Linked DNA regions of Homo sapiens: region 2 is linked to region 1. The links are chromatin loops, found by intact Hi-C in ENCODE. Cell type or tissue: B cell. All regions are shown on one strand. Links, peaks and the distances in the headings refer to the core of each region. The heading gives the core; the rest is flanking DNA. Region 1 has its middle 43 kb from the start of RAD23B. Region 2 overlaps RAD23B (RAD23 nucleotide excision repair protein B).

Evidence for each region. Peaks named below come from ENCODE experiments on the same cell type or tissue, not always from the same donor. Only the 100,000 strongest peaks of a DNase experiment are listed, where the experiment ranks them.
Region 2: a loop joins it to region 1, with 11 times the contacts of the local background. A loop is called at or near these places in 18 of 110 quality-filtered maps.

The regions. Positions count from the first base shown.
Region 1 is chr9:107,237,813-107,242,213 of GRCh38, reverse strand. No RefSeq gene overlaps it. Among named protein-coding and RNA genes, the nearest start is that of RAD23B, 43 kb to the left of the region's middle. In B cell, for the core only: a CTCF peak has its summit at 2,528 (motif pointing left); a DNase peak (open chromatin) is centred at 2,523.
Region 2 is chr9:107,297,257-107,301,657 of GRCh38, reverse strand. RAD23B (RAD23 nucleotide excision repair protein B) reads right to left here. Exons shown (of 10, transcript NM_002874.5): 2 at 1,436-1,517. Among named protein-coding and RNA genes, the nearest start is that of RAD23B, 16 kb to the right of the region's middle. In B cell, for the core only: CTCF peaks have their summits at 1,755 and 1,955; a DNase peak (open chromatin) is centred at 2,077; H3K27ac peaks cover 442 bases.

The sequences.
Region 1 (4,401 bases), core at 179-4,178:
TTTCTTTTCTTTCTTTCCCTTCCTTCCTTCCCTCCCTCCCTCTCTCCCTCCTTCTCTCCCTCCCTCTCTCTCTCTTTCTCTCTCTCTCTCTTCCTTCCTTTCTTTCTCTTTCTTTTCTTTTCTTTTCCTTTCTTTTCTTTCCCCACCTCCTGGTTCAAGTGATTCTCCTGGCTCAATCTCCTGAGTAGCTGGGATTACAAGTGTGTATCACCATGCCCAGCTAATTTTTTAATATTTTTAGCAGAGACGGGGTTTCACCGTGTTGGCCAGGCTAGTCTCAAACTCCTGACCTCAAATGATACCCCTGTCTCAGCCTCCCAAAGTGCAGGATTACAGGTGTGAGCCACTGTGCCTGGCCTCACCTGGCCTTTTGATAGTTCTTTTTGTGCCCTAACCCACGTGTCCTAGTAAACACCTATGTAGCCTTTGGCTCATAGCTGAATTTCCACTTCTTCTGAGAAGCATTCCTTGACTTGGAGTCCTAGTCAGGTACCAGAGTTAGAAGCTTTCATAGCACTCCAGCCCTTAGCTTTGTAAAACTGATCGCAGTTTGTAACTATGTGCCTATCTATGATTATTTGATTATGGGCTACTTCCTTCCTTCAGGGGGCAGTGACTCCTGTGGGAGCTGGGGCTGTATCTGCTTGTGCTCCCTGTGTTTTTGTCGTTTTTATTTTTTTGTAGTAAATAGTAGGCCTTGGGCCTTTAAAAAATATGTAGTTATAAAACATTTCAAAGATTTAGAAAAATATCCAGAAGAGTATAATAAATGCCTGTGTACTTACCAGTCAGTTTTAACAAATACCAACATTTTGCTAGAATTGCTTCAAAAATTTTTTTAAGAACAAAAACATTGGTTTTTAATTAAAAGCATTGTAAATTCCTCTCAATCCCACAGCGCTCCTTTCCTCTCTGCAGAAAAACACTTCTCATGAAGGTGTTGTGTATCACTCTTCTACACAAACAAGCCATAAGTTACATGCCACGGTCCATCTACATACATAGCCAGGAAAGATAATACTCAGCTTTGCCAGCATACATGGGTAGCTAAAACTCATCTATGAGTTGCTAAAACAGAAAACTTTAAAAAATGGAGTTGCTGGAAGTGAGCAAAGTACCCTTATTCATGAGAATCTATGAATGGCATGCTCCTTAGAAAGAGAGCTGATGCTCTGTTTGGTTCAGACTTTTCCAATATCTGATGTAAGCCAGTCATTTTCTACTGTCTCTTTAAAATCTTTTATGGTTTACTTAAAGTTGTCTATGTTCTGACATTAGCTTGAATGTTAGACATTTCAAGCTCCATTAATATAACCTGACAAAGAGAGAGTGTTGAATACTCGTGCAGAGTATGAAGAGCTGGGGTGAAATCTTTCTTTTTCTTTTTTTTTTTTTTTGAGAGGGAGTTTCTCTCTTGTTGCCCAGGCTGGAGTGCAGTGGTGCAATCTCTTCTCACTGCAACCTCTGCCTCCAGGGTTCAAGCGATTCTCGTGCCTCAGCCTCCCAAGTATCTAGGATTACAGGCACCTACAAACATGCCTGGCTAATTTTTGTATTTTTAGTACAGATGGGGTTTCACCATGTTGACTAGGCTGGTCTCAAACTCCTGACATCAGGTGATCCACCCACCTCCCCCTCACAAAGTGCTGGGATTACAGGCATGAGCCACCGTGCCCAGCCAGGGGTGAAATCTTTATTAACTCAATGATCTAGAGCAGTGAGCTCCTCTGGGCAGCATCATGGGCATCACTGGGGAACTTGTTAGAAATGCAAATCCCCAAGGCCTGCTGGAGACCTACTGCATGAGAATCTCGGGGTGGGGCCCAGCAATCTGTGTTTTCACAAACCCTCCAGATGATATTTGGGGCACATTAAAGATTGAGAACAACTGATCTAGGGCAAGGACCTTAAGCTCTTTAAGCCTCAGTTTACTTATCTGTAAAATAGGAATGATAGCAATATTTTTTATGACACAGCGTCTTTGCGAGGATTAAATATTAATTAACATTTATTGAATACTTAGTGCTAGACACTGTTCTTAGCATTTCCCATCTCTTAGCTCACTTGAGCCTTAACTCCTTAAATTAACTCATCACAAATAAAAGGAGATTAGAAAAGTACCTGGCATATAGCAAGCACTCTAACTTTTAGTATTATGTTATTATTGTTACCTTTTTGAGCTGAAAAGATTAAATGAGAGGATGTACTTAGCAAGGCATCTAATACATAGCATGTACTTAACAAGTATTAACTATTTGCGTGTAAAAGTATTTGTCTAATGAGTACAAAATATTCACGTGGGTCCTTATGGGAAGTATGGCCTAGTCCAAAAACAACAACAACAAAAACTGATAGAGAAACTCCCAATGGGACAAAAAGCCACCATAGAAAAAAGTTTTATAGATCACATTTCAATATTTCTTTTTCTGATTTGTCATAAGCTAGGAAGCCAAAGAGACCTCTTTGAACTAAGTGGGAGGGCCGAGAAGGTAATTACACTCCAATTAAGCTGGTAATAGCTGCCCTCTATTGGAGAGATCAAAAGCCAGAGAATCACTGCTTATGAGGAATTTTGAAGACAGGCTGCTCTTTGTGATGAGCAACTGGAAGTTTTGACCCTACAAAGTAGCTCAGAGAGAGGGAATTAGCTGCCTGCTGGTGTCCAAGAGAAAGACAAGAAAGGTGCAGGCGGAGGCAGAACAGTTAAAAGTTTGTCAGAGAAGTGCTAATGTGCATTTGGGCATTTGTATTTGTTTTAAAATTTTGCTCTGAATTGTGCCTTCTAAAATAAAAAGTCTCTAGTAATTACTCTGCAGTTTTATATAAAGAATTTCTATCTCTTGGGAAAGGATTTTTTGCATAGAAAATCAGGCTCTACCTTGTCTGCTATGAATGGGAAACCAAGCAGTTGAAGTCTTTCCTATTTTCACTCTCTTCCCCAGCTAAACTGACCACTCCCTCTTGTGACCCCAAAACACTGCTGGCTTCTCCTGTTATGGCACCTAGTACACTCTGAAGTGATTATTGTTTTTCTTGACATAGACCAGCACTGTCCAATAGAAACATAATGCGAGCCACTTATGTGATTGGAAGTTCCCTGGTAGACACTTTACAAAAGTAAACAGAACAGATGAAATTCATTTTAATAATATATTTTATTTAAATCGACATCTCCTAAATGTTATCACTTTAATATGTAGTCATTACACAAATATTAATGAGATATTTTACAGTCTGTTTTGCTACTAATTCTTTGAAATCCTCTGTGCATTTGACATTTACAGCACAGCACAATTTAGATCAATCACATTTCAAATGCTCAGTAGCCACATGTGGTTAATGGCTTCTGTATTTGATAGTGCTGGACTACAGCATGAACATCTCAAAGGCAACTGTAATGTATCTTTGTCCCTACAGTGCTTTGTGCAATGCCTAGGGCATAAACGCTGTTCCATAAGTAAATGTGGTAGACAGAATTCTAAGATGGCCTCCAACCACCCTTGCCCTTGTGTAATCTCCTCCTCTTTGAGTGTAGGTGGAAGATAGGAATCTGATGAGGTATCAGTCTCTTAATTGTGATGTTTATGGCAATTGGGAGGTTGTCTTGGGTGGCCTGCACCAATCAGGTGAGTCCTTTAAGAGCAGAGCATTTTCTCTGACTGGTAGCAGAGGAAGAAATCAGAGAGAAATGTAATTGCTGGCCTGGAAGAAAGCATACAGCTATGTAGCGAATTGCTGATGGAGAGGAGCAGCCTCTAGGAACTGAGAGAGATCCCCAGCCAACAGCTCTTAAGAAAACAGAACCTTAGTCCTACAACCACGCAGAACTGAATTCTAGCAACTATGAGCTTGTAGGAGGGTCTTGCATCCCAGGGGAACCACAGCACAACTTACACTTTGATTTCAGCCATGTGGTGCCCAGATTTCAGACCTACAGAACTGTGAGCTAATACATGGGGTGTTGTTTAAAGGCATTAAATTTGTTACACAGCAATAGAAAACTAATATAGCAAATAAATGTTTCAATTGAGCAACGATCATCTAGATGACGACGATTTCTCTAAACCTTAAGCACAGTCCCTGAGAGGAAACAGTAACCACTGAACATGAGACTTCAGAGTCAAACCAGTATCCTGATGGCGACATAATTATCTTAACCATGCCAGGGTAACAGCAATCTGTGATGTTTGAGTCATTCTCTCTTTCCCCGTGCCATTTGAATCAGACAGAAAGGCTAAGTGAGGAGTGAAAAAAATGACAAAGTATTTGGAAGTAAGTTTGGGATACTCATCTTGTAAAGGAATGATTATTGATTAAACAGAGGCAAATGTGACGAATAATAATAATGACAATGATAAGGGTAGCTCACATTGGTTGGGTTTGTACTCTGTGCCAGGCATA
Region 2 (4,401 bases), core at 78-4,077, 60 kb before region 1:
GCTGAGGCAGGAGGATCACCTGAGCTCAGGAGTTCAAGGATACAGCGAGTATAATCACACCACTGCACTCCAGCTTGGGTGACAGAGCAAGACCCTCTCTCAAACAAATAAAACTAAAAAGCATAAGCATTTGACTAAAAGATGTCAAACTTATATAGTGTATATAGAATGACAATCAATTTTTACAAATGTATTGATTATATAAAAGACTTACTGGGCAAGGAAATATGAAAGAGGCCCTGAAAAGGAGGAGATCATGAAGATAAAGAAAATTCAATACTCCGATTGCACAGGGGTCCTCTGGAAAATAACCTATATTCTTTTATGATATGAAGAAAGGGAGAGAAACAAATTTCCTGCTCCCCAAAATACTGATATCTGATAAATCAGAAATGTTCTAACACTATCAAAGCAAGATACTAAAAGTACTTCAGAAAACGACATGATACACAAGAAAGGGCAAGATGCTACAGAACTTAGAAATGCACGAAGTACACAAAACTGTGGTCGTGCTGAAGGTCACTATTAGGTAGCTAGGACTCTCTAGTGTTTCTTGCTACATGAATTTAGTTTTCCACCTTTAAAAAGCTATTGAATCAAAAGCTGCTAACATTAAGTCAGAAAGGAATATGGATAGGAATGAGAAAACAGGCCAAAACAAGAAACTGGAAATTTGAATTTTATGTCCGCTTCTTTAGGCTTCTGAATTCTGACCTATAAAAATAATGGGACTGAATCACCAGGTTAGCATTTCCTCCAGGCTGTCTCACTTTAGGAAACACTATTCAGAAAAAGAGAAGAATCCATGGGTGATCAAACACCCACCTTACTAACATCTACAATGAAAGCATTTTCTCTAAAAATTTGGATATCAAATGTATTTTTAATATACATTTTCCTGGTTATTAGTGAGGCTAGTCAAATGTATAATTCCTACTCTTATCCTTTGTTGCTTTATTGGTCATCCTTTCCTTACTGATTTCTAAGAATTCTTTACATAATCTGAATATTAATTTTTTTTCTTCCTGTAGGTGTCTGTGTGATGTGTTTTTTCTGTACTCTTCAGTTAGTTTTGGTTAAAATAATTTTACAGGAATGATTCCAAGCATACTAATAATAACACAATCAGTATAAATGGTTTCAATTCAATTTAAAAAAAAAAGCTCCGTTTGATTAAAAAAACAAAAGCCAGTTACACGATGCTTACAAAAGATAAAACAAAACTAATACCATTTGATGGAAAAATACACAGGGCAAATGTGAATAAAGAGAAGATTGAATATTAATATTAGATTCAAATGACTGCTCTTTCACTGCTTTTATTTGTACAATCATTTTTCTGACAATTTGAATATACTACAATATATAAGATAACATTTCTAAAACTAAAAGAATATCAAGACATGGCATGTTAATTTTAATATTTAATTCATACCTGCATAAATTAATTTTTGACCTGCTACTGGAAAGGCATCTTTCCCCTTTTCAGATTCAATCTTCTCTTTCAGTGCTTTCACCTATAGGAAAAATAAAGATTTGTTTTGGAAAAAGTCTAAATAAAAAATGACAATCCAGAATCTGAATAAATAATGGAAGACAAAAATTATATACATAATTATTAATGTTTCCAAAACCTCAAATATTATGTTTTTCCAATTTATATCAAAAAAGATTCAACATTAACTCATATTACTAGTTATGATAGCCATAAACTTTAACACCATCTGATACACACAGATTTTTAAAAATTTACTAGTTGAACTGATAATTTAAAATAAAGTTTTCAACATCAAAGTTTTGGTTTATATACTGTTCATGGGTTTATTTCCCACGGAGCAAGAAAGTAAAGCTTGATCACCTAAAAAATCTAAGAAATAAAACAGTCTCATCAACAATAAGAATACTTCAATGTTAAAGGTTAAATTGTGAATGTTAAAAGGCAAATGATTCATTTTAAGTGTTATGTTTCATTACAATCACCAGGGGGACTTTACAAACACCAATTAAAACATAATCTCTGAGAGTGGGACCTTGACATCAGTATTTTTAAAAAGTTTTACAGGTGTTTCCAAAGTTCAGCCCAGGCTGAAAACCTCCAGACAACTTCAATGCTCTTAAACAAGCAGCTTAGCTTCTCTCAGCATCAGCTTCATTCATCTGTAAGAGGAGCTGGAATCCATGACCTTTATAGTCTCTTCATTTCCTAAAATTGTGTGACAATTAGGCTCATTATACAGTATTTACAAAAATGAGTCTAATGAACTTCTTAACTTGTTAAGTAGGGAGGTACAGGAGTAAAAAAGGCAGAGATGGCTTTCCCATTTGCCTTTATAGAACTACTTTCATTACTTTAAAGGCACAAAAACCAAGGAGAAAAATTCAATACTTCTTGAAAATTATCTAAGTTGACAGTTCTCTTGAGTTTTAGACAGAAAGGGATACAAATAAAGGTTTCTTTTGTACAATTAAAAAGTGATGGTGTGTACTTCAAAGATAAAAAAAGCTTATTTAGCTTCAGATGTTAACATACAATTTCACACAATCCTCAAAACTCTGGGACAAAAGGAAATGTCACCCACTCAATTTTATAGATGAGGAGACGGAAATAAAGAGGTTACCACCCCTTATGACTCCAAGCAGAGTATTTTGCAAATACCATATAAACCTTCCTTGCTGCACTGATCTTCCTGAAATGGGTCAGTAGCATCACTGCTATTCTGATGTTCCCCAAAGTAGAAATCCATCACAAAAATCTCAATCCACTATTTTCCACTGTTCCCCATTTCAAAGGTAAAACACAAGTAAAATTTTTTTAAAGCCAAACATCAGATTTGCAAAAAAAAAAGTAAAACAGTGTCAGTCTTTTCAGTGCTTTGGTGTTACTGTTGTTTTGGCAGATAGTTATTTTTTGCAAAAAAAGTAAGTATAATATTTATTATAATAAGTTTATATTTATTTTTAAATGAACATTAATAAAGTTTGTTTTAATTTCTAATGTGGTAAACATTAATAAATGTAAGTACATTGGGTCAGGCGCAGTGGCTGATGCCTGTAATCCCAGCACTTTGGGAGGCTGCAGTGGGAGGATCACCTGAGGCCAGGAGTTCGAGGTCAGCCTGGCTAACATGGTAAAACCCTGTCTCTACTAAAAATGCAAAAAAAAAAAAAAAAAAAAAAAAAAAATTAGCCAAGCATGGCGGTAAATGCCTGTAATCCCAGCTACTTGGGAGGACGAGGTACAAGAATCATTTGAAAAGTGGAGGTTGCAGTGGGCCAAGATCATACCACTGCACTCCAGCCTGGGTGACAGAGTGAGAATCTGCCTTAAAAAATAAATAAATAAAATAAAACGTAAGCATATCGACAAAAGTTATTTTGGAGCCCTCAATAACTTATTTAAATGTAAACAAGTCTTGAAACCAAGTCATTTGAAGACTGCTATCCTACATGCTAAGAGACTTGCCAAGTCAACCAACTGATGGCAGAGCATGGGTGGAGCACTCAGTGGTGTATGGTAAATTTCTTCTCAAACTTTGTTTGTAGAGGGACAAAAGGATACAATATTTGCAAGTGTGATTATTTAGGAAAACTACAAATAAATTACAGACCAAGTGTATCTCTATGCATAAACCCAGTTCTCAGAACAATACATAGTGGCTTGGCATGGAGTGGGTGCTCCATTATCCTGTGCTGGATGAATAAATGAACAGAGCATAGACATATGTGAAGAAAAAAAGACACATATGAAGCAACAAATAAAAGAAAATAAACATGCAGGAATATCTCATTCTTGACAGGTTACAATGAAGTATAAGACAGACTTAAATATTTCATATTTCAAAACGCTTAAATAAGTAACGGGACTCTCTAGCTTTATATCAAAAATGAGGGAGGACCAAAGGAAAAAAAAGCCCCATAAATTAAGAAAAGCTGGACCAAAAAAAAAAAAAAGGCCCTTTAGTAATTTACTACTAAATAACTTTTGCTTCAAAGAAATCAAAATTGATTAAAAAATATTAAGGCTGGGCACAGTGGTTCACGCCTGTAATCCCATACTTTGGGAGGCCAAGGCAGACGGATCACCTAAGGTTGGATTCGAGACCAGCCTGGCCAACATGGTGAAACCCCATCTCTACTAAAAATACAAAAATTAGCCGGGCATGGTGGCTGGCACCTGTAATCCCAGCTACTTCGGAGGCTGAGGCAGGAGAACTGCTTGAATCCCAGGAGGCAGAGGTTGCAGTGAGCCAAGATCATACCATTGCACTCCAGCCTGGATGACAAGAGCAAGATTCTGTCTCAAAAACAAAACAAAACAAACACAGAATATTAAGAACATAACAATGGGAGCTCAACACAAGATACCTATATGATTTGGCTAAAGAAGTAATTGTAGACTAA